2 separate regions of the Homo sapiens genome follow, and region 1 is linked to region 2. The links are chromatin loops, found by intact Hi-C in ENCODE. Cell type or tissue: MCF 10A. All regions are shown on one strand. Each heading gives the region's core, and the rest is flanking DNA. Links, peaks and the distances in the headings are about the cores only.

The links. Peaks named below come from ENCODE experiments on the same cell type or tissue, not always from the same donor. Only the 100,000 strongest peaks of a DNase experiment are listed, where the experiment ranks them.
Region 1: a loop joins it to region 2, with 11 times the contacts of the local background. A loop is called at or near these places in 8 of 110 quality-filtered maps.

Annotation. Positions count from the first base shown.
Region 1 is chr18:35,349,876-35,361,231 of GRCh38, reverse strand. No RefSeq gene overlaps it. Among named protein-coding and RNA genes, the nearest start is that of ZNF24, 11 kb to the right of the region's middle. RefSeq lists enhancers at 4,524-5,056, 5,709-6,229 and a silencer at 5,888-6,067. In MCF 10A, for the core only: a CTCF peak has its summit at 6,008 (motif pointing right); a DNase peak (open chromatin) is centred at 5,961.
Region 2 is chr18:34,852,896-34,862,960 of GRCh38, reverse strand. DTNA (dystrobrevin alpha) reads right to left here. Exons shown (of 23, transcript NM_001386795.1): 16 at 4,563-4,676. Among named protein-coding and RNA genes, the nearest start is that of DTNA-AS1, 90 kb to the right of the region's middle. RefSeq lists enhancers at 2,180-2,309, 2,320-2,419 and a silencer at 3,022-3,316. In MCF 10A, for the core only: no CTCF peak of the experiment used is centred there; a DNase peak (open chromatin) is centred at 2,230.

The DNA of each region.
Region 1 (11,356 bases), core at 3,630-8,629, 490 kb before region 2:
GTGGCCTCTTTTTACTCTCTTCTTCAACCTCCCTCACTATCCCTCAACCTCTTTCTCCTTTCAATCTTGGCGCCACACTTCAATCTCTCCTTTCTCTTAATTTCAATTCCTTTCATTTTCTGGTAAAGACAAAGGAGACACATTTTATCCGTGGACCCAAAACTCCGGCGCCGGTCACGGACTCGAGAAGGCAGCCTTCCCTTGGTGTTTAATCATTGTGGGGACGCCTCTCTGATTATTCACCCACGTTCCATTGGTGTCTGATCTCCGCGGGGATGCCTGCCTTGATCATTCACCCACATTCCTTTGGTGGCAAGTCAATTGTGGGGATGCCTGCTTTGGCTGCTCACCCATGTTGCAGCCCAGGGCTGCTCCCCACCCCCTTCTCCGTGTCTCTACCCTTCTCTTTAAACTTGCCTTCTTCACTATGGGCAACCTTCCACCCTCCATTCCTCCTCTCCCTTAGCCTGTGTTCTCAAGAACTTAAAACCTCTTCAACTCACACCTGACCTAAAACCTAAATGCCTTATTTTCTTCTACAATGTCACTTGACCCCAATACAAACTCAACAGTGGTTCCAATAGCCAGAAAACAACACTTTCGATTTTTCCATCCTACATCATCTAAATAATTCTTGTTGTAAATTGGGCAAACGGTCTGAGGTGCCTGATGTCCAGGCATTCTTTTACACATCGGTCCCTCTCTAGTCTCTGTTCCCAATGCAGCTCGTCCCAAATCTTCCTCCCCTCCCACTGGTCCCCTCAGTCCCAACCCCAAGCGTCGCTGAGTCTTTCTAATCTTCCTTTTCTACAGACCCATCTGACCTCTCCCCTCCTTGCCAGGCCGAGCTAAGTCCCAATTCTTCCTCAGCCCCTGCTCCTCCACCCTATAATCCTTTTATCACCTCTCCTCCTCACACCTGGTCCAGCTTACGGTTTCATTCTGTGATTAGCCCTCCCCCACCTGCCCCAGCAATTTCCTCTTAAAAAGGTGGCTGGAGCTAAAGGCATAGTCAAGGTTAATGCTCCTTTTTCTTTATCTGGTCTCTCCCAAATCAGTTAGTATTTAGGCTCTTTTTCATCAAATATGAAAAACCCAGCCCAGTTCATGGCTCATTTGGCAGCAACCCTGAGACGCTTTACAGCCCTAGACCCTGAAAGGTCAAAAGGCTGTCTTATTCTCAATACACATTTTATTTTATTACCCAATCTGCTCCCGACATTAAATAAAGCTCCAAAAATTAAATTCCAGCCCTCAAACCCCACAACAGGACTTAATTAACCTCGCTTTCAAGGTGTACAATAATAGAGTAGAGGCAGCTAAGTAGCAACATATTTCTGAGTTGCAATTCCTTGCCTCCACTGTGAGACAAACCCCAGCCACATCTCCAGCACACAAGAACTCCAAATGCCTGAACCGCAGCTGCCAGGGGTTCCTCCAGAACCTCCTCCCCCAGGAGCTTGCTACGAGTGCCAGAAATCTGGCCACTGGGCCAAGGAATGCCCACAGCCCAGGATTCCTTCTAAGCCATATCCCATCTGTGCGGGACCCCAATGAAAATCCGACGTTCAACTCACCTGGCTGCCACTTCCAGAGCCCCTGGAACTCTGGCCTAAGGCTCTCTGACTGACTCCTTCCCAGATCTTCTCGGCTTAGCAGATGAAGACTGACACTACCCAATCGCCTTGGAAGCCTACAGGACCATCACAGACACTCTGGGTAACTATCACAGTGGAGGGTAAGTCCATCCCCTTCTTAATACGGAGGCAACCCACTCCACATTACCTTCTTTTCAAAGGCCTGTTTCCCTTGCCTCCATAACTGTTGTAGGTATTGACGGCCAGGCTTCTAAACCTCTTAAAACTCCCTAATTCTGGTGCCAACTTAGACAATACTCTTTTAAGCACTCCTTTTTAGTTATCCCCACCTGCCCAGTTCCCTTATTAGGCCGAGACACTTTAACTAAATTATCTGCTTCCCTGACTGTGCCTGGACTACAGCCACACCTCATTGCCACCTTTTCCCCCAGTTCAAAACCTCCTTCACATCCTCCCCTTGTATCTCCCCACCTTAACCCACAAGTATGATACCTCTACTCCCTCCTTGGTGACCGATCATGCACCCCTTACCATCCCATTAAAACCTAATCAACCTTACCCCGATGAATGCCAATATCCCATCCCACAGCACACTTTAAAAGGATTAAAGCCTGTTATCACTCACCTGTTACAGCATGGCCTTTTAAAGCCTAGAAACTCTCCTTACAATTCCCCCATTTTACCTGTCCTAGAACCAAACAAGCCTTACTGGTTAGTTCAGGATCTGCGCCTTATCAACCAAATTGTTTTGCCTATCCACCCCATGGTGCCAAACCCATATACTCTCCTATCCTCAATACCTCCCTCCACAACCCATTATTCTGTTCTGGATCTCAAACATGCTTTCTTTACTATTCCTTTGCACCCTTCATCCCAGCCTCTCTTCACTTTCACTTGCACTGACCTTGACACCCATTAGGCTCAGCAAATTACCTGCAAGAATTCACAGACAGCCCCCATTATTTCAGTCAAGCCCAAATTTCTTCCTCATCTGTTACCTATCTCGGCATAATTCTCATAAAAACACACGTGCTCTCCCTGCTGATCGTGTCCAGCTGATCTCTCAAACCCCAACACCTTCTACAAAACAACAATTCCTTTCCTTCCTAGGCATGGTTAGATACTTTCAACTTTAGATACCTGGTTTTGCCATCCTAACAAAACCACTATATAAATTCACAAAAGGAAACCTAGCTGACCCCATAGATCCTAAATCCTTTCCCCACTCCTCTTTCCGTTCCTTGAAGACAGCTTTAGAGACTGCCCCCACCTAGCTCTCCCTGACTCATCCCAACCATTTTCATTACCCACAGCCAAAGTGCAGGACTGTGCAGTCAGAATTCTTACACAAGAACCAAGACCGTGCCCTGTAGCCTTTTTATCCAAACAACTTGACCTTACTGTTTTGCCTAGCCCTCAAGTTCTGCATGCGGTGGCTGCCGCCGCCCTAATACTTTTAGAGGCCCTTAAAATCACAAACTATGCTCAATTCACTCTCTACAGTTCTCATAACTTCCAAAATCTATTTTCTTCTTCACACCTGACACATATACTTTCTGCTCCCCAGCTCCTTCAGCTGTACTCACTCTTTGTTGAGTCTCCCACAGTTACCATTTTTCCTGGCCCGGACTTCAGTCCGGCCTCCCACATTATTCCTGATGCTACACCTGACCCCCATAACTGTATCTCTCTGATCCAACTGACATTCACCCCATTTCCCCATATTTCCTTCTTTCCTGTTCCTCACCCTGATCACACTTGGTTTATTGATGGCAGTTCCACCAGGCCTAATCGCTACACACCAACAAAGGCAGGCTATGCTATAGTAAAAGCCACTAGCCCGCCTCTTAGAACCTCTCATTTCCTTTCCATCGTGGAAATCTATCCTCAAGGAAGTAACTTCTCAGTGTTCCATCTGCTATTCTACTACTTCTCAGGGATTATTCAGGCCCCCTCCCTTCCCTACACATCAAGCTCGAGGATTTGTCCCCACCCAGGACTGGCAAATTGGCTTTACTCAACATGCCCCGAGTCAGATGACTAAAATACCTCTTAGTCTAGGTAGATACTTTCACTGGATAGGTAGAGGCCTTTCCTACAGGGTCTGAGAATGCCACCGCAGTCATTTCTTCCCTTCTGTCAGACATAATTCCTCAGTTTAGCCTTCCCACCTCTATACAGTCTGATAACAGACCAACCTTTATTAGTCAAATCAGCGAAGCATTTTTTCAGGCTCTTAGTATTCAGTGAAACCTTTATATCCCTTATGGTCCTCAGTTTTCAGGAAAAGTAGAATGGACTAAAGATCTTTTAAACACACACTTCATCAAGCTCAGCCACCAACTTAAAAAGGACTGGACAATACTTTTACCACTTTTCCTTCTCAGAATTCAGGCCTGTCCTCACAATGCTGCAGGGTACAGCCCATTTGAGCTCCTGTATAGATGCTCCTTTTTATTAGGCCCCAGTCTCATCCCAGACACCAGACCAACTTGGCCTGTGCCCCAAAAAACTTGTCATCCCTACTATTTTCTGTCTAGTCATACTCTTATTCTCCGTTCTCAACTACTCATACATGCCCTGCTCTTGTTTACACTGCCGGTTTACACTGTTTCTCCAAGGCATCACAGCTGATATCTCCTGGTGCTATCCCCAAACTGCCACTCTTAACTCTTAAAGTAAATAAATAATCTTTGCTGGCAAGGCTATGCTGAACCTCTTTAGGCACTCTCTAATTAGATGTCCTAAGTCCTCCCAATTCTTAGTCCTTTAATACCTGTATTTCTCCTTCTATTATTCCGTTTAGTTTTTCAATTCATACAAAACCGTATCCAGGCCATCACCAATAATTCTACACGAAAATGTTTCTTCTAACAACCTCACAATATCACCCCTTACCACAAAATCTTCCTTCGGCTTAATCTCTCCCACTCTAGGTTCCCACGCTGCCCCTAATCCCGCTTGAAGCAGCCCTGAGAAACATCGCCCATTATCTCTCCATACCACCCCCCAAAATTTTCACCATCTCAACATTTTACTGCTATCTAGTTTTATTTTTCGTATTAATATAAGAAGACAGGAATGTCAGGCCTCTGAGCCCAAGCTAAGCCATCATATCCCCTGTGACCTGCACGTACACATCCAGATGGCCAGTTCCTGCCTTAACTGATGACATTCCACCACAAAAGAAGTGAAAATGGCCTGTTCCTGCCTTAACTGATGACATTATCTTGTGAAATTCCTTCTCCTGGCTCATCCTGGCTCAAAAGCTCCCCTACTGAGCACCTTGTGACCCCCACACCTGCCTGCCAGAGAACAAGTCCCCTTTGACTGTAATTTCCCTTTACCTACCCAAATCCTATAAAATGGCCCCACCCCTATCTCCCTTCGCTGACTCTCTTTTCGGACTCAGCCCACCTGCACCCAGGTGAAAGAAACAGCCTTGTTGCTCACACAAAGTCTGTTTGGTGGTTTCTTCACACAGATGCGCACGAAATTCCCCACTTGGCATCTCTTTGCTTATACTCAAAGGCAGCCTGAAACCCAGAAGTGCACACCGAAAATGAATAGAAAGTTCCAAGATAAGAGTTCTGTCTCTGGCCTAAGGAATTGTACACTTAAAATGGTTAAAATGATCAATTTTCATGTTACATATATTTTACCACAATGAAAAAGAAAAGTATTGGAAGAAACAAATTGAAGCTGCTTTAAAAAAAAATCCCTGCCCTAATAAAGTTTGGAGTGGGAAAGGGGGATTCTAAGGGTCAGAGAGAATGGGAAAATCCCACATACAGTATTCTTTGCTTTATTTCCCTTCTCTTCTACCCCAGTCTTCAGGGAATAGTATGGCAGTAGCATTGGCGTCAGCAGCATTGCAATGGCAGTAGTCTTTTGGAAGGCATTTAATTAAATTAATTTATTTAATGATCTATTTATTTTAGAGACAGGGCCTCACTCTGTCACCCAGGCTGTGGGAAGGCACTTTAAGCTCAGAGGGAGATGAACACTTTGTTCTGAACAGAGTTGCTTTGGTCCCAGAAGCATGGAGCAAATCCCCATTGCTTTTATTTTCTCTGTGTCCTCTGGCTGCTTGGACCAGGATGCGGAATGCAGCTGGGAGAAGTAAACAGCAGAACTAAACCAGGAAACTAAAACCCCAGCTTTCTAACTGAAGAACTGGTAAGACAGACCCCAGGGAGCCAGAAAAGTGATAAAGTTATTGCAAAGAAGATGGAGATCAAGTGAGATCCCCTAAAGTTTTGTATGAGCGCTGTCTGCTTGCCTCTAAACTGCGCATGTGTGAAGCTGACCCTAACTGGCACATCACAGGCATTGAGAACTGAGCTACAAGATAGACTACCGCTTAGGCCCCAGATTGGCCACTGGGTGGCAGACACAAAGACCCAAATTGAACTGGAAATGTGTGAAACCTGAACTGACATTGGAACTACAGCCCACACAATGCAGATCAGAACTTGCAACCTGACCCTAACTAGGGCAGTTGACTGTTAAAGAAAAACATCAACATTCTCCTTATGACTTAAATAATGCCCAGGATCTGACAGCATAATATTGAAAATGTGCAGGATACAATGCAAAATTACTAGGCACAGAAAGAACCAGGAATATCTCCACTTGCAAGAGAAAAAAAAATCAAGTGATGCCAACACCTAGATGATACAGACATTAGGGTTCACAGAAAAAACTTTAAGGCAAGTTTTATAACCATGCTTTGAAAGTAAGGGTGAATGAATGGAAGGATATATATCAGGAAAGAAATGGAAGATATAGAGAGGAAATGAATGGAAATTTTTGAAGTGAAAAATACAACAATCAAAATAAAATATTCACCTGATGGGTTCAATAGGGAAACGGAGATGACAGAGGAAATAGTGATAAATCAATAGAAATTACTGAATCTAAATGACACAGACAGTAAAAGACCGACAAACAAAAAAAGGACAGTACAAGAAAACTACAATCCAATATCCTTCACAGACGTAGGCACAAAACTCCTCAACAAAATACTAGCAAATTTAATTCAGCAATGTATAGAAAGGATAAAACATCATGACCAAGAGGGTTTATCCCAGAACTGTAAGGTTGACTCAGTACTCAAAAATCAGTGAAGCTAATTTACCATATTAATAGTCTCAACAGGAAAAACCACATGGTCATATCAATTGATGCAGGAAAAGTATTTGACAAAATTCACATCCATTTATGAAAAGAATAGAAGGAGGCTTCTTCAAACTTGTAAAGGTTATCTACTAAAAATCTAGAGTTAATATAACACTTAATTATGAAAGGCCGAATGTTTTTCTCCTTAAGACTGAGAACAAAAAAAGGGATGTCTACTCTGCACTCCTATTCAACATTGTAATTGAAGTCCTAACCAGTACAATAAGGCAAGATATGAAAATTATGCACAGCTTGGCATGGTGGTTCACACCTATAATCCCAGCACTTTGGGATGTCAAGACAGGAGGATCACTTAAGGCCAGGAATTTGAGACCAGCCTGGCAACATAGCAAGACCTCATTTCTACAAAAATTTTTAAAAAGCCAGATGTGGTAGCAACACCTGTAGTGCCAGTTACTCAGGAAGCTGAGGTGGGAGGATCACTTGAGCCCAGGAGGTTGAGGCTGCAGTAAGCCATGATCACGCCATAGTACTGCAGCCTGGGTGACAAAACGAGACCCTGTCTCTAATTTTAAAAATTAAAAAAGAAAGTTATGCAGGCTATTTATTTTAAAAATAAGTGCTCCCAATTTGCAGGTAACTTGAACATCTACCTAAAAAATCCCACTGAATCTATAAAAAACTTCCTAATAATAATAAGGGAGTATAGCAAGATTGTAAAATATAACGTTGTCTTAGTGAGTTTGGGGTCCTATAACAAAAATACCATAAGCTGAGTGGTTTAAACAACAGAAATTTATTTCTGTACAGGAAGCATGATGGTAGCATCTGTTTGGCTTCTGGGGAGGCCTCAGGAAACTTACAATCATGGTGTAAGATGAAGGGGAAGCAGGTACCTCTTACATGGCTGGAGCAGGTGCAAGAGAGAGGTGGGGAGGTGCTACACACTTTTAAATAACCAGATCCCTTGAGAACTCTATCACAAGAAAAGCACCAAGGGGGATGGTGTTAAATCATTCGTGAGAACTCACCCCCATGATCCAATCAATCACCTCCCACCAGGCCCCACCTCCAATATTGGGGAACACAATTTGACATAAGATTTGGGCAGGGACACAGAACAAAACTCTATCATTCTGCTCCTGGCCCCTCCCAAATCTCATGTCCATCTCACACTGCAAAATACAACCATGTCTTCCCAACAGTCCCCAAAGTCTTAACTCATTCCAGCATTAACTCAAAAGTCCAAAGTCTCATTTGAGACAAGGTTAGACCGTTTCACCTATAAGCCTGTAAAATAACTAGTTACAACCAAGATACAATGAAGGTATAGGCATAGGGTAAATACTCCTATTCCAAAAGGGAGAAGCCCACCAAAAGAAAGGGGCTACAGGTGCTGTGCAAGCCCCAAATCCAGCAGAGCAATCATTAAATCTTAAAGTGCCAAAATAATCTCTGTTGAATCCATGTCCCACACCCAGGGCATGCTGATGCAATGGGTAGACTCCTAAGGCCTTGGACAGCTCCACCCTGTGGCTTTGCAGGATTCAGCCCCTATAGCTGTTCTCAAGGATTGACACTGAGTGCCTGTGGCTTTTCCAAGTGCAGGGTGCAAGCTGCTGGTGGATCTGCCATTCCCCCACTAAGCAGTGCCCCAGTGGGAGTCTGTATGGGGGCTCCAATCCCACATTTCCCCTTTGCACTGCCCTAGTACAGGTTCTCCATGAGGGATCCACCCCTGCAACAAGCCTCTGCCTGGACCTCCAGGCTTTTCCATACATCCTCTGAAGTCTAGGTGGAGGCTCCAAAATCTCAACTCTTGCACTCTGCATTCCCACAGGCTTAACACCATGTGGAAGCTGCCAAGTCTTATGGCTTGCACTCTCTGGAGCAGTGGCCCAAGCTGTATCTGGGCCCCTATATGACGTGGCTGGAGTTGGAGTGGCTGGGATGCAGGGAACAGTGTCCCAACGCTGTGTAGGGCAGCAGGGCCCTGGTCCTGGCCCAGGAAACCATTCTATCCTCCTAGGCCTCCAGGCCCATGATGGGAGGGGCTACCACAAAGGTCTCTGAAATGCCTTCCAGGCCTTTTCCCCATTGTCTTGGCTATTAGCACTTGGCTCCTTTATACTTATGCAAATTTCTGCAGCCTGCTTGAATTCCTCCCATGAAAATGGGCTTTTCTTTTCTACAACATTGCCAGGCTACAAATTTTCCAAACTTCTACCCTCTGCTTCCCTTTTAAATGTAAGTTCCACTTTCAGCTAATTTATTTGCTCGTGCATATGAGCATAGGTTGTTAGAAGCAGCCAGGCCACATCATGAATGCTTTGCTGCTTAGACATCTCTTCCACCAGATACCCCAAATCATCATTCTCAAGTTCAAAATTTCACAGATCCCTAGAGCAGGGCACTATGCAGCCAGGCTCTTTGCTAAAGCATAGCAAAAGTGATCTTTACTCCATTTCCCAATAAGTTTCTCATCTTCATCTGAGACCTCCTCAGCCTGGACTTCACTATTCATATCACTGTCGGCCTTTTGGTCAACAAGTCTCTAGGAAGACTTCAACAAGCCTCTAGAAATTTCCAAACTTTCCCTCATCTTCCTGTCTTCTTCTGAGCCCTCTAATCTCTTCCAACCTCTTCCCATTACCCAGTTCCAAAGCTGCTTCCACATTTTCAGGTATCTTTATAGCAATGCCCCACTCCTCAGTACCAATTTTCAGTATTAGTCCATTCTCACATTGCTATAAATAAATACCTGAGACTGGGTAATTTATAAAGAAAAGAGATTAATTGGCTTTTGGTTCTCTAAGCTGTACAGGAAGAATGATGCTAGCATCTGTTCAACTTCTGGGGAGGCCTTGGGAAAGTTCAAATCATGGTGGAAGGCAAAGGGGAAGCTGGCACATCTTACATGGCTGGAGCAGGAGGAAGAGAGAGAAGAGGGGAGGTGCTACACGCTTTAAATTACCAGATCTCGTGAGAATTCTATCACGTGAACAGCACCAAAGGAGGATGGTGCTAAATCATTCATGAGAACTTGCCTCCATTATCCAATCACCTCCTACCAGGCCTCACCTCCAACATTGAGGAATCACAATTCAACATGAGATTTGAGCAGGGACACAGATCCAAACTATATCACCTCCTAAGGCCTCACCTCCAAATACCACCACATTGTGAATTAGGGCTTTAACATACAAAGTTCAGGGTAACACAAACACTTAGTCCATAGCAAAAGCCAATATACAAAAATCAATTACATTTATATATACTGACAATAAACACTGGAAATCAAAAAATGTTTAAATACTATTTAAAGGCCAGGTGCAGTAGCTCACGCCTATAATCCCAGCACTTTGGGAGGCTGAGGCTGGTGGATCACTTGAGGCCAGGAGTTTGAGACCAGCCTGGCTGGCATAGCGAAACCTCATCTCTATTAAATATACATACACACACAGATTAGCTGGGCGTGGTGTCACTTGCCTGTAATCCCAGCTACTCAGGAGGTTGAGGAATGAGAATCCTTGCATCCAGGAGGTGGAGGCTGCAGTGAGCTTAGATTGCACCACTGCACTCCAGCCTGGGTGACAAAGCAAGACACTGTCTCAAAAGAAAAACATTTAAAATAGCTCATAAAACACTAAGTATTTAAGAATAAATTGAACAAAGCATGGGTAGAATTTGTATACTGAAATCTACAAAATGATGATGAAGAAAATCAAAGAATATCAAAATAAATGGGGAGATGTAGAGTGTTCATGGACATCACTAAATTGAACAATAGATTTAATGTAATTCCAATAGAATTTCCAATAGAATAGGGTGTTTTTGTAAATATAGGCAAGCTGATTCTAAAAGATATATGGAATGCTAAATGGATTCAAACTACCAGATTTTTTTTTTTAAACAAACAGGGTCTTGCTCTGTCACCTAGGCTGAAGTACAGTGGCACAATCGTAGCTCACTGCAGTCTCAATCTTCTGGGTTCAAGCAGTCCTCCTGCCTTAACCTCCTTAGTAGCTGGGACTACAGGTGTGCACGACCACATCCAGATAATTTTTTCTATATTTTTGTAGAGATGGGGGTCTCTCTATGTAGACCAGGCTGATCTTGAACTCCTGGCCTCAAGTGATTCTCCCACCTTGGCCTCCCAAAGTGCTGGGATTACAGGCATAAGCCACCATGCCCAGCCCAGGTTTTTGACAATTATCATAAGGCTACAGTAATCAAGCATGTGAGATAACATGCTTGATAATATAACAGATTAGAGAATTGAGAAATATGACCAATTGATTTTTTATAAAGATGTAAAGGCAGTTCAATGGACAAAGGATGAACTTTTTATCAAATAGAACAATTGGGCATCTCCATGCAAAACAAAAACAAAAAACCCTTTAGTGTAAGATATAGTTCATGCCTTATACTAAAATTCATGCAAACTAAATCATATATTCATGTGAAATGTAAAACTGTAAAACTCTTAGAAGAAAACATAAGAGAGAGTCTTCATGGTCTGGTATTAGGTATTATTAGATATGACACTAAAAGCACTAAAAAATAAATTGATGTTCATAAAAATTAACAAGTGTTGCTCTGCAAAACACACTAGT
Region 2 (10,065 bases), core at 294-5,293:
ATATTAAATGAAACTATGACAAGAACTCTGCAACGAAAAACTGATGATATAAAAATGTCACAGTGAGCTAGGTCAATGACTCACTCAATTGAAAGATATTTTGTGGGAGGACAGGTTAGTGATATAAATGATACATTTCTATTTTTTTCTATTTTTTTTTAGAGACAAGGTCTCACTCTGTTGCCTACGCTGGAGTGCAGTGGCATAATCATAGCTGATTGTAACCTCAGTCTCCTGGGTTCAAGCAGTCCTCCGCCATCAGCCTCATGAGTAGCTGATACTACAGGCATGTGCCACCATGCCTGACTAATCTTTTTTTCTTTTTTAAGAGATGGTTTCTCACTATGTTGCCCAGGCTTGTCTTGAACTCCTGGCTACAAGAGCTCCTCCTGCCTCAGCCTCCTAAAGCAGTGGAGGACATTTCTAATTCACTTTCTTATAGGCTTCTTCTATAATGAATTATGAATTTAAAATTTATAAATATTTCACAATTCTTTTTGAATAAATTTATATTTTTAACTTTTTAACTATAAAATATAAATTTTTAAATTTATATTTTTAACTATTATTGCCACTTACAAGCAATCCTTACAAGAGTAAGGACTGCTTACTCTTGAAGCAATCTTTCTTTCAATTTCCTTTAAAATTGCTTCTTTTCTGAATCCAGAGGATGAGAAACATCATAATTTTATATGCTTTAATGGTATCTTATTTTAGTCTTTGTCTTCCTGGGTTGAAGCATTCTAATTTCAAAAGCCTTGCCCCATTCAAGAATATTCCTCAGTGACAAATTCAGGAGGTGTTCTTTCTCTTTCTCTTTTTTTTTTTTTTTTTTTGACCTTGTCTGTGTATGGTGTTCCAGGTACATCCACAGTAGTCTTTGGTACAAGAATAGATAATGTTTCTGATTTCTTTCCAGTTCTCTTCTTGATACTGTTCTGTAATTTTGGCCCTTTGGCCACAGAAACACTTTGGGAAGAGGGTTAAAGCAACCTTCTAAAACTGTAGGTGAGAAACACTAAGAGAAGCATTTAAAAACTATCAGAGAACGTTAACTGGTATTATTAGGTTGGTGCAAAAGTAACTGCGGTTTTTGCCATTAAGAGTAATGGCAAATTAATTTAGAATTAGTCAACACTAAAAAAATCTAATTGTACATTTATCTTACAGTAGTAATCTCTTAAAAATATGACATCGAATTCAATTAAAAATTAATTTAAGAGTGTCTTCATTCAATCTTCTCTAAGTTTCCACCAGCGTTTTCCAAATGTAGGTATAATAACAAATCTGTGGTGTAACCTCCACCTTCCAAGGAGAATGAGAAAACAAGACTAAATAGTGATTTTCCTTTCCTAGCACTACATGTATTCATCTCTAAAGAAGTGCCTTTATTCTGATAGTCTGTCAGATTATTTCTAATGTATATGTGTGTTAAAACCTACTTTCTTTTTTTTTTTTTTTTTTTTTTTTTTTTTGAGACGGAGTCTCGCTCAGTCGCCCAGGCTGGAGTGCAGTGGCGTGATCTCGGCTCACTGCAAGCTCCGCCTCCCGGGTTCACGCCATTCTCCTGTCTCAGCCTCTGCAGCAGCTGGGAGTACAGGTGCCTGCCACCACGCTCGGCTAATATTTTTGTATTTTTAGTAGAGACGGGGTTTCACTGTGTTAGCCAGGATGGTCTCGATCTCCTGACCTCGTGATCCGCCCGCCTCGCACTCCTAAAGTGCTGAGATGACAGGTGTGAGCCACCGCGCCCGGCCGTTAAAAGCTACTTTCTTTTAGAACAGTGTTAGAACAATTGTCAAAATTTTAATATGGGTTTATATTAAATACCATATATCAACATTAACTTTCCCGAATTGAAGATGGTATCATGGTTATACAAGATAATTTTTTTCTTAGGAAATATATACATAAATTACACACAATTATACAAATTTTTTTCTAAGAAAAAATTTCTCCTTATAAATCATATATAAGTACATAAATATATACACTAAGTGAAAGGTATGATATCTGCAACTTCTGTGTGACTTCTGTGAATCTCAGTTTCCTTATCCATTAAACGAGTAGAATAATACTGCCTATCTCCTAGGTTTGTTACAGTAATTTTACGGGACAGTGTATGTAGAGTTAGTATGCAGCAAAGCGTCAGATTAGCACATAGAAATGCCTATCATTCATATTCATTGTCACTTCTGGCTGTGACTCAGCTTTCAGTTTTCTTGTGGCGAAAGTGAAAAGGGAAAGGGAAACATGATCGTTGAGAAAGTTCATTGTGGTTTTAAGACAAAAATGAAAGTATGCATTAACGAAAAACAAAGCTCTGCCGTGCTCAGGTGTTAAAGTGTCTGAAGAGCAGAGCAAAGATAGAGCCTCCGGAAACATCCATGCAATCAACAGGAACTTGGTAAAATCCAAACATAGTCATAAAGAACTTGCTTCATTTCGTCTTTTTGTATGGAAGAAGAAAACAGGACTAATTCTGACAAGGGTTTCTGCAAAGAGGCATCTGTACTTACTATAAAAAGTATGACTCAGAGTTATAGATATACCTGGAACATAGTTGGCACCCAAACTGAAAGATGAAAAGAATGGGCTGGGCGCGGTGGCTCACGCCTGTAATTCCAGCACTTTGGGAGGCCGAGGCAGGTGGATCACGAGGTCAGGAGTTCAAGACTAGCCTGGCCAAGATGGTGAAACCCCGTCTCTCCAAAAAAAAAAAAAAAAAAAAAAAAAAAAACAAAAAATTAGCCGGGCGTGGTGGCACGCGCCTGTAATCCCAGCTACTCCGGAGGCTGAGGCAGAGAATTGCTTTAACCTGGAGGGGCAGAGGTTGCAGTGAGCCGAGATCGTGCCACTGCACTCCAGCCTGGGTGACAGAGTGAGACTCCATCTCAAACAAACAAACAAACAAACAAAAACAAAAAGAAAAGAATGTAATACTTCCCAACTACAGGTGCCTTGTGAAAGAACAGTATGATATTTATACGAGGGAATGTCTTTGAATTTATTTTTGTGTTGTTTGCCACATAAATACACTGGAATACCAGCCTTATTCAAGGCATGGTAAGAAGCTAGTCTGAAATGGAGCCCACAGCAAGACTCATTTTGCAGCGTGGGAGTAGTAGGAGAAACCACATTTCTTTTCCAAGGCCTGCTACTCCCTAGCTTCTGACTCTGAGAAGTGCACTGAAATGCAGCGGCAGAATCTGATTGAGTCAGGAGAATAGGGACTGGAGGCAGCGAAACTAAGGACGATTTGTACTGACTTCCTAGAACTGAATGGAAAGGAAAACCTCGCCTTTCCACACCCAAGTAACAAAAGGATCCGAGGCTACTCCCTTTGTATGGTGAGGCAGATGAATAATGGAAAGTACTTCTGATTGGTCCCCTCCTGCAACCAATCAAATGTTTGCATAGGATGTCACTTTGTAACTTCACTTCAGCCTCTGATTGGTCGCCTCCTGCAAGCAATCAGAGTGGTCCTGGGCCAAGTCCTCATTTACACAGGGTGTACCCAAATAACTAATGGGAAACCTCCATAGGGTATTTAAACCCCAGAAAACTCTGTAACTAGGGCTCTTGAACCGCTTACGGGAGCTGGCTCCTACTCTGTAGAGTGTACTTTCGTTTCAATAAATCTGCTTTCGTTGCTTCATTCTTTTGTTGCTTTGTTTGTGCGTTTTGTCCAATTCTTTATTCAAAATGCCAAGACCCTGGACAACTTCGTGGTCAAGACCCTTCACTGGTAACAAGATGACTTCTATAGTCCCTTCTAACTCAAGTATTTTATGATGACAGACTAAAGAAGACTAGGCTTTTATGTTCCTTTATAGTACAGGAAGGTGTGATGCCTATTTTTAAAGATCTGAATATAAAGAAAGATATTAGAGACCAAGACTTAGAGAAAATCAGACTCCTTTTATGAGTTAGGGGTAAATTTTTAAATTTAAAAACCTGTGATGTTTATTTAACTGATTATTTCTAAAAAGAGCTATGTTTAAATTGTTCCTAGTGAGATATGTTGTTTTTGATGTAAAGAACACTGCTGGCCGGGTGTGGTGGCGCACGCCTGTAATCTCAGCACTTTGGGAGGCCAAGGCGGGTGGATCACCTGAGGTCAGGAGTTTGCGACCAGTCTGACTAATATGGTGAAACCCTGTCTCTACTAAATACAAAAAAATTAGCCAGGTGTGGTGGCGCATGCCTGTAATCTTAGCTCTTGGGAGGCTGAGACAGGAGAATTGCTTGTACCTGGAAGGCAGAGGTTGCAGTGAACCGAGATCGTGCCATTGCACTCCAGCCTGGGCAACAAGAGTGAAACTCTGTCTCAAAAACAAAAACAGAAACACACTGCTTTTCCCTGTACCAAATGAAAGAACAAAATATAAACAGCTTCTCTCTAAATCCCCCAAATATCAGCAATTACGTGTGTGCTATGAAAAAAACAAATGTCAGCAGCTAAGGTAGCTGAGGACTGTTTTCTGGCTAGACACTGCTAGACTTTCTCAAAGATCTGACACATATATATTCCCTGAGATGACATGGGTGCTCTCTCCTACCTGAGGAGCCGGAGTTCTGCCAGCAGGGTGGGGTTTTGCTGTGCCTTCTCTGGCGTGGGCTGAGAAGCTTGTTCATGCTCTAGCCGAAGTCTCTGGATCTCCTGTAAGATTTCTCTTGGGAGAGAGGAGGAAGGTGAGAAACCAAGGTTAGTTAGCTTTCAGGAAACTAACATCGGAGCAGATCAAGGCCACCAGAACAAAGAGAGAAGGGATCATCCTATGTTTAGGAGCAGAACCGACCTTCCCTAACCAACAGATTCCAGTGTATTTAAGAGGCTTTGACTATAGCTAGATGGGTGCTGTGGGTGACGGGAAGATTGACTTCATTTCCAGTACATCCAAACCTAGAAGCTTCTGCAGCATGTCGTTGAGTTAAATCACCAGGGTCCAGTCATCTCTCTAGCAAGTAATGTAATGCATTACTACTAGCAAGTAAGGTAATGTGTCCAACTTTGAAGAGCATGCTGCTTAAGAGACAAAAATGCATCTTCCTGTTATTTACGATCACACTCTGACACCGTAAAGTACCTGCAGCTACCAAGTAAGAGGAGCCTGAAGGGAAAATAAGGATAAATGGGGCTCATTTCACAAAACTAAGTAACCTCATTCTCTCACCAAGAAGGGACTTCTCATTGAATTTATCTGAGAAAACCCCAGTTAGACAAAATTCTTTCTCTTTTTTTTTTCTTAAATCTCTCAGCCTTAACAATGGATCTCAGGGAAGTCCACCTTAGAAGGAAAGTGCTTTTAAAAAGATTCACAGTAATTGAGTCTGTGACATACAGTGCTATTGGTGTGACCTCTGTCGGGGGTGAGATGTGTCAGTCAACTATTGATGTCAGAGCCTGGGCTTCCCTGCATTTGGTGAGCATTAGGCTAGCCATAAAGGATATGTGACCTGGCAAGGCAAATTATCCCTAAGTGAGTCAGAAGCCATTAAGCAGGGTTATAAGTCATGTATTCTTGGGAGCTGGGGGTGTCAGTTTCCTACTCAACAAAATGCATAGAAGCCAGTAAGACGGAGCAAAGCACTGCGAATGGAAGGTGAACTTGGTGTACAAGGAAGTAGCTTTCCATTTTGGAGGGCTGATTTAAAACTGCCTGCTTCGCAAAGCCCCCAGAATCAGGAGGCTAATGATTAGTAAGCCATTATACATTTCGTGGGTGTGGTGAGAAGATGGAACTGTAATTCAGTGGTTTTCAGTCTTTTTTTTGTTTTCTCCTCTTTGTGATTCCATCGGGGAATCCTTTCTTTAAAAGAAATATGCCATGGATACCCAACATGTCAGATAGTTTAAGGGGTCGGGTGCTGCTGGGGTTAAAGAAATGAGGACAAGTCCCTGTGTTGCTGGGCCCTGCTGTGCCCTCCCAGGTGCCCCTGCAGAGCCCTCAGGATGCCATAAAGCTCAGCCTGAAAATCAGTGCAGTGGGATTTCCAAGATTTCCTCCAGGGCTAACACCCTGATATTCTATGACTCCTGCTATTCTCTTTGTTCATTCTAAAGACAGAAACACAACAGAGCCATTTGGTCCAAGGAAGGAAAAGAGAGCAACAGCTCTGGTAAGAAAAAATAAAGAAGAGATATGTAACGTGCATCGAGTAGTCAGTCTGTACCTGGGAACTCTGCTGACTTCTTTAATGTTATTTTATTTCATTCTATAACAGTTCTATTATATATAGGTACCATTATTATCTCTGTTTATTAAATGAGAGAATCCAGGCACAGACCAGTTGAAAGATTTCCCCAAGTTCGATAACAAGTAGGTGGTAGACGTGATGTGAATCCAGGCTGGCTAGCCCCAAACCCCACATATATCAGCCTGCCTCAGTCTTCTGGTACTTGCTTTGCTAGGTCTAGCCAAGACAGGCTGTGACCCATACAATATAATTTGAAGATTCCTGGTACTCCTAATACTAACCCTGACTGGCTCCACCAAAGGTGCTATAAGGAACCATTACCTTCTAAAGATCATTGCTGAAATGTCTGTGTGTTACCTGGGGTAGACAGAGTCATTAAATGAAATGAGGAACTCTATCTTCCCCTTAAACTCACAGATCTGATTATTGAGTTGTCATCTTAGAGACATGAGTTCCCTGGGTGGGTTTCCATGGTGCAGTAGTATTACCTAAAGGAGCTTTTGGCCCTGGGATGTCTAGAGAACCAGGCTGCTGGCTCAGAGAGATGAGCTTAGGATGTACTTGCTGCTCATCAGAGATGGGTTGGGGAGCTCTAGAACCCACAAAAGAACTCAGGGACAGAATGAATCTCTCTTTCCGCCATCTCTTCTCACTCCTATTTCTTTTTTCCTCTCTAGTCCTTAAAGACATGCATTTAGAGAGTGCGATCCAAAAACATCCAGGAAACAAGCAGCAAGAGTGATATTAAGGCATGGCCAGGGTTGTTGGGGCCTTCATGGTGCTTCATGCTGATTCTGGAATCAGAAATAGACAGAACCACATGGAGGCAGATATCTCTGGGGTATTTCCTCAAAAGAAGTCCTGCTTTCCCCTCAAATGTGTTACCCCCATGCCCGAGTGGAAGCAGAGTATTGGAAGGGAAAACAAAGTGCTCTGAAGAAGTGGAAGAGTAGGTTAATTAACAGTGCAACCAAGATAAAATATTCGTGGGCTTGTGAATTTCTGTTAGTCTTTTCTTTCTAAGAAGGGATGGAGGCGTGATGCTGCAGCTTGTGGAAACTCTGGTCAGGGTTGACCTCCTTTTGATATTCCACAAAGCCCCCTTTGACCTTGATGTTTTATCCCTTCTCTTTATATCGGGACAGATGGATAGGAGGAAGGAAAGAACAAGAGAGTGAAAGAAAAGAGGATTGCTAGTAAAATCTGAGTTGTGTGAAGGTTGTTGTTGGAAAATCTGGAATCCCTAATGGAAAGTTCAGAAATGAGTAATAGAATCTTGTAAATTAACATTTCAGCACTATTTTGCCTTTTGTCTAATCATCTCCTTTTTGGGTTCCTTTATTTTTATTTCTGGAACCATCTATCTAACATAGTTCCTCATCACTTCCCACCAGCTTCTAGTCAATCCCTTGTAAATGCAACCTGCATATTTAGTGAGCTGATTATTTTGCCATAAACATGCGGACATTCTGTCACTTGCCTGACCACTGCTGTCCATCATAACAGGATAGAATTAAAATTCTTTGGTCTGGTATACAAGCCTCATATACTGATGTTTTCATTTTATTCTTTGATTCCTCAGTGCTAGCCTGGCAAGTGTCTTGTTGCTTTTCTCAAAGTCTATGTGTATTTTTACCTTTAATTCTATCTCCCAACTTTCACTGCAAAATTTCACTGTCCTGAAATGTCCTAAAAACTCACCTTCCCCATGAAGTTTGCCCTACACAACCTAGACCACAATGATGGTGAAGTGGGTCATGTTGGGGAAAAAGAGTAGAAATAACACCTCACATTTAAATTTTCATCTGTAGAATGGGGATGATAATAGTCACCCTGCCTACCTTAAATAGTTGTTCTGAGGATGAAATGAAACTATATTTGTACACATGTACTTTAAATGTATTTTAAAGTTGTCCTTATTCTCACTTCAACCCCTCAAAACAAAAACCCAGGTTTCTTACTGCTGCCACCTGGAACCTGTGAGCATATGTTATTAATCCCAGCTGTGGTCCCTTCCCCAATGGATGGCTCCATGCTTGTTAGCAATCATAATATGTCTTAGAGAAAAGGGACTAAGGGATGGAGAAGGGATTATGGAATGATGTCTGGTAGAAAGTCCGAATGAACGGACTACATAGAAAGTTAGGTCCTTCTTCAGAAAATGGCCTCAACTCTGGCATAGTTCATTAAGGCCTCAAGCTGGCACAGCCTTCCAACAGCAGATAAAATGATTGTTTTTATCACTCCTTTCCTCCTTTCTTCTTTAGCTCTTTCTGTTGCCTTTATTATGGGACACTCACTGACTTACTGACATCTGTTAATTCTGAGTCATTTTAAATAAACCTTTCCACCATATATTATTGGTTGACTTTGTGGACTGAAAAAAATAAAACCCAAAATAAAACAAAACTGCTTTACATTCCAATTCTGACATTTGCTGAGGTTATCAACCGTAATATTTTGTTCCAAAAAAGCTGAAACTTTGGATTAAGTCTAATTGTCAATAATTTAAAACTGGCTTATTTTGCTTCTTTTTCTTGCCATGATCTTTCCAGTGCCTGAATTGATGTAAAGTATCAGTACATTTGAGGACGGCCCCTCCATTCTCCTACTCCCCATTGTCATCAGTGTCATCAATACTCACACAAGCATTCCACGAACCACAAAGTCCAATGGTTCTTTTACATTGTTTGCTTCGAGCCCTCTGCCTGCTAGCTCAGCTCATACACTTTCTCCAATGCCTGCCTGTCCCCACTTTTACTTGCATCCCCCAACTACCCTTTTCCTTTTTTTGGGTTGTTTCTCCTACCTTTTTAAAGTGCCTTTGCTCATTTGAAGACTTGGCTCCCACTCTCAATGCTTTTTTCTGACTTGGCACAATTACTTGCACGTAGTAGATATAATAAATGATACATAAAATAGAATAGGTAATTTTACAGACTTGTGAGTATCCTGAACAAATTCCAATTTGTATGGCTATTTTTTTTTATAATTCGTCACTATGCATCTGCTCTTTCCCTTCTTAATTCTTTCCTCCTATTATTTGCTACATTGACAGGGATCACATGTGACAAACTTTTTTTTAATTTTATTTTTAAATTTTTTTATTCCAGCTCTGATGTGAGCACATCTCCCTGGGGGTCAGAGTAGAGCAGTAGTTTCAAAGGCGATGGAGTCATGGTGTCACATTTATGAAGCTATTTCTATCCTAATTTGTGGTTTCCTAATGATGGCAGCCAGGTCTCAAGACAACTAAGCCAAAAGCTTTCCTTACTAGAAAAAAATATGAAAAAGTGCCAACCAGAGTTTGCACCCTCCTTTTTATTCTTTCTTGAGAACTTTAAAGAATACTTTGATCATTTATCCCCAAATTCTCAGGTCAAATTTTACAGGCATGAAATAATTATCACAACCTCCTCCTTTACTCCTCCAGTTTGACCTCAAATGTCACATCAGTGTTTAAGAATGGGGTTAAGCATGGAAATGTTTTGGTGCTGTTTCAAGAAATATATTACTAGAATGTGTTAGGTTGGTGCAAACGTAATTGCGTTTTTTTGCCATTAAAAGTAATTAAAAATAATGGCAAAAACCACAATTACATTTGCACCGACCTAGTACAAGTTGTTCCATGTTGGGTTTCCTCAGAACCAAGTTTGAGATTTAACTCAGCTATTCATCGTTTTCTCACTCAATGTATATCTACTGAGCTTCTACAATTGCCAGGCCTGGTTCTGGGCTCCAGGGACCATTTAGCCATGGCCTCTGTTCTCAAAGAACTTCCGTTTCAGTCCAGGAAGACAGACAATAAACGAAGAAACAAACACACATGATTATTTCAGATAGTGATAAGTGACAACCTCCTGC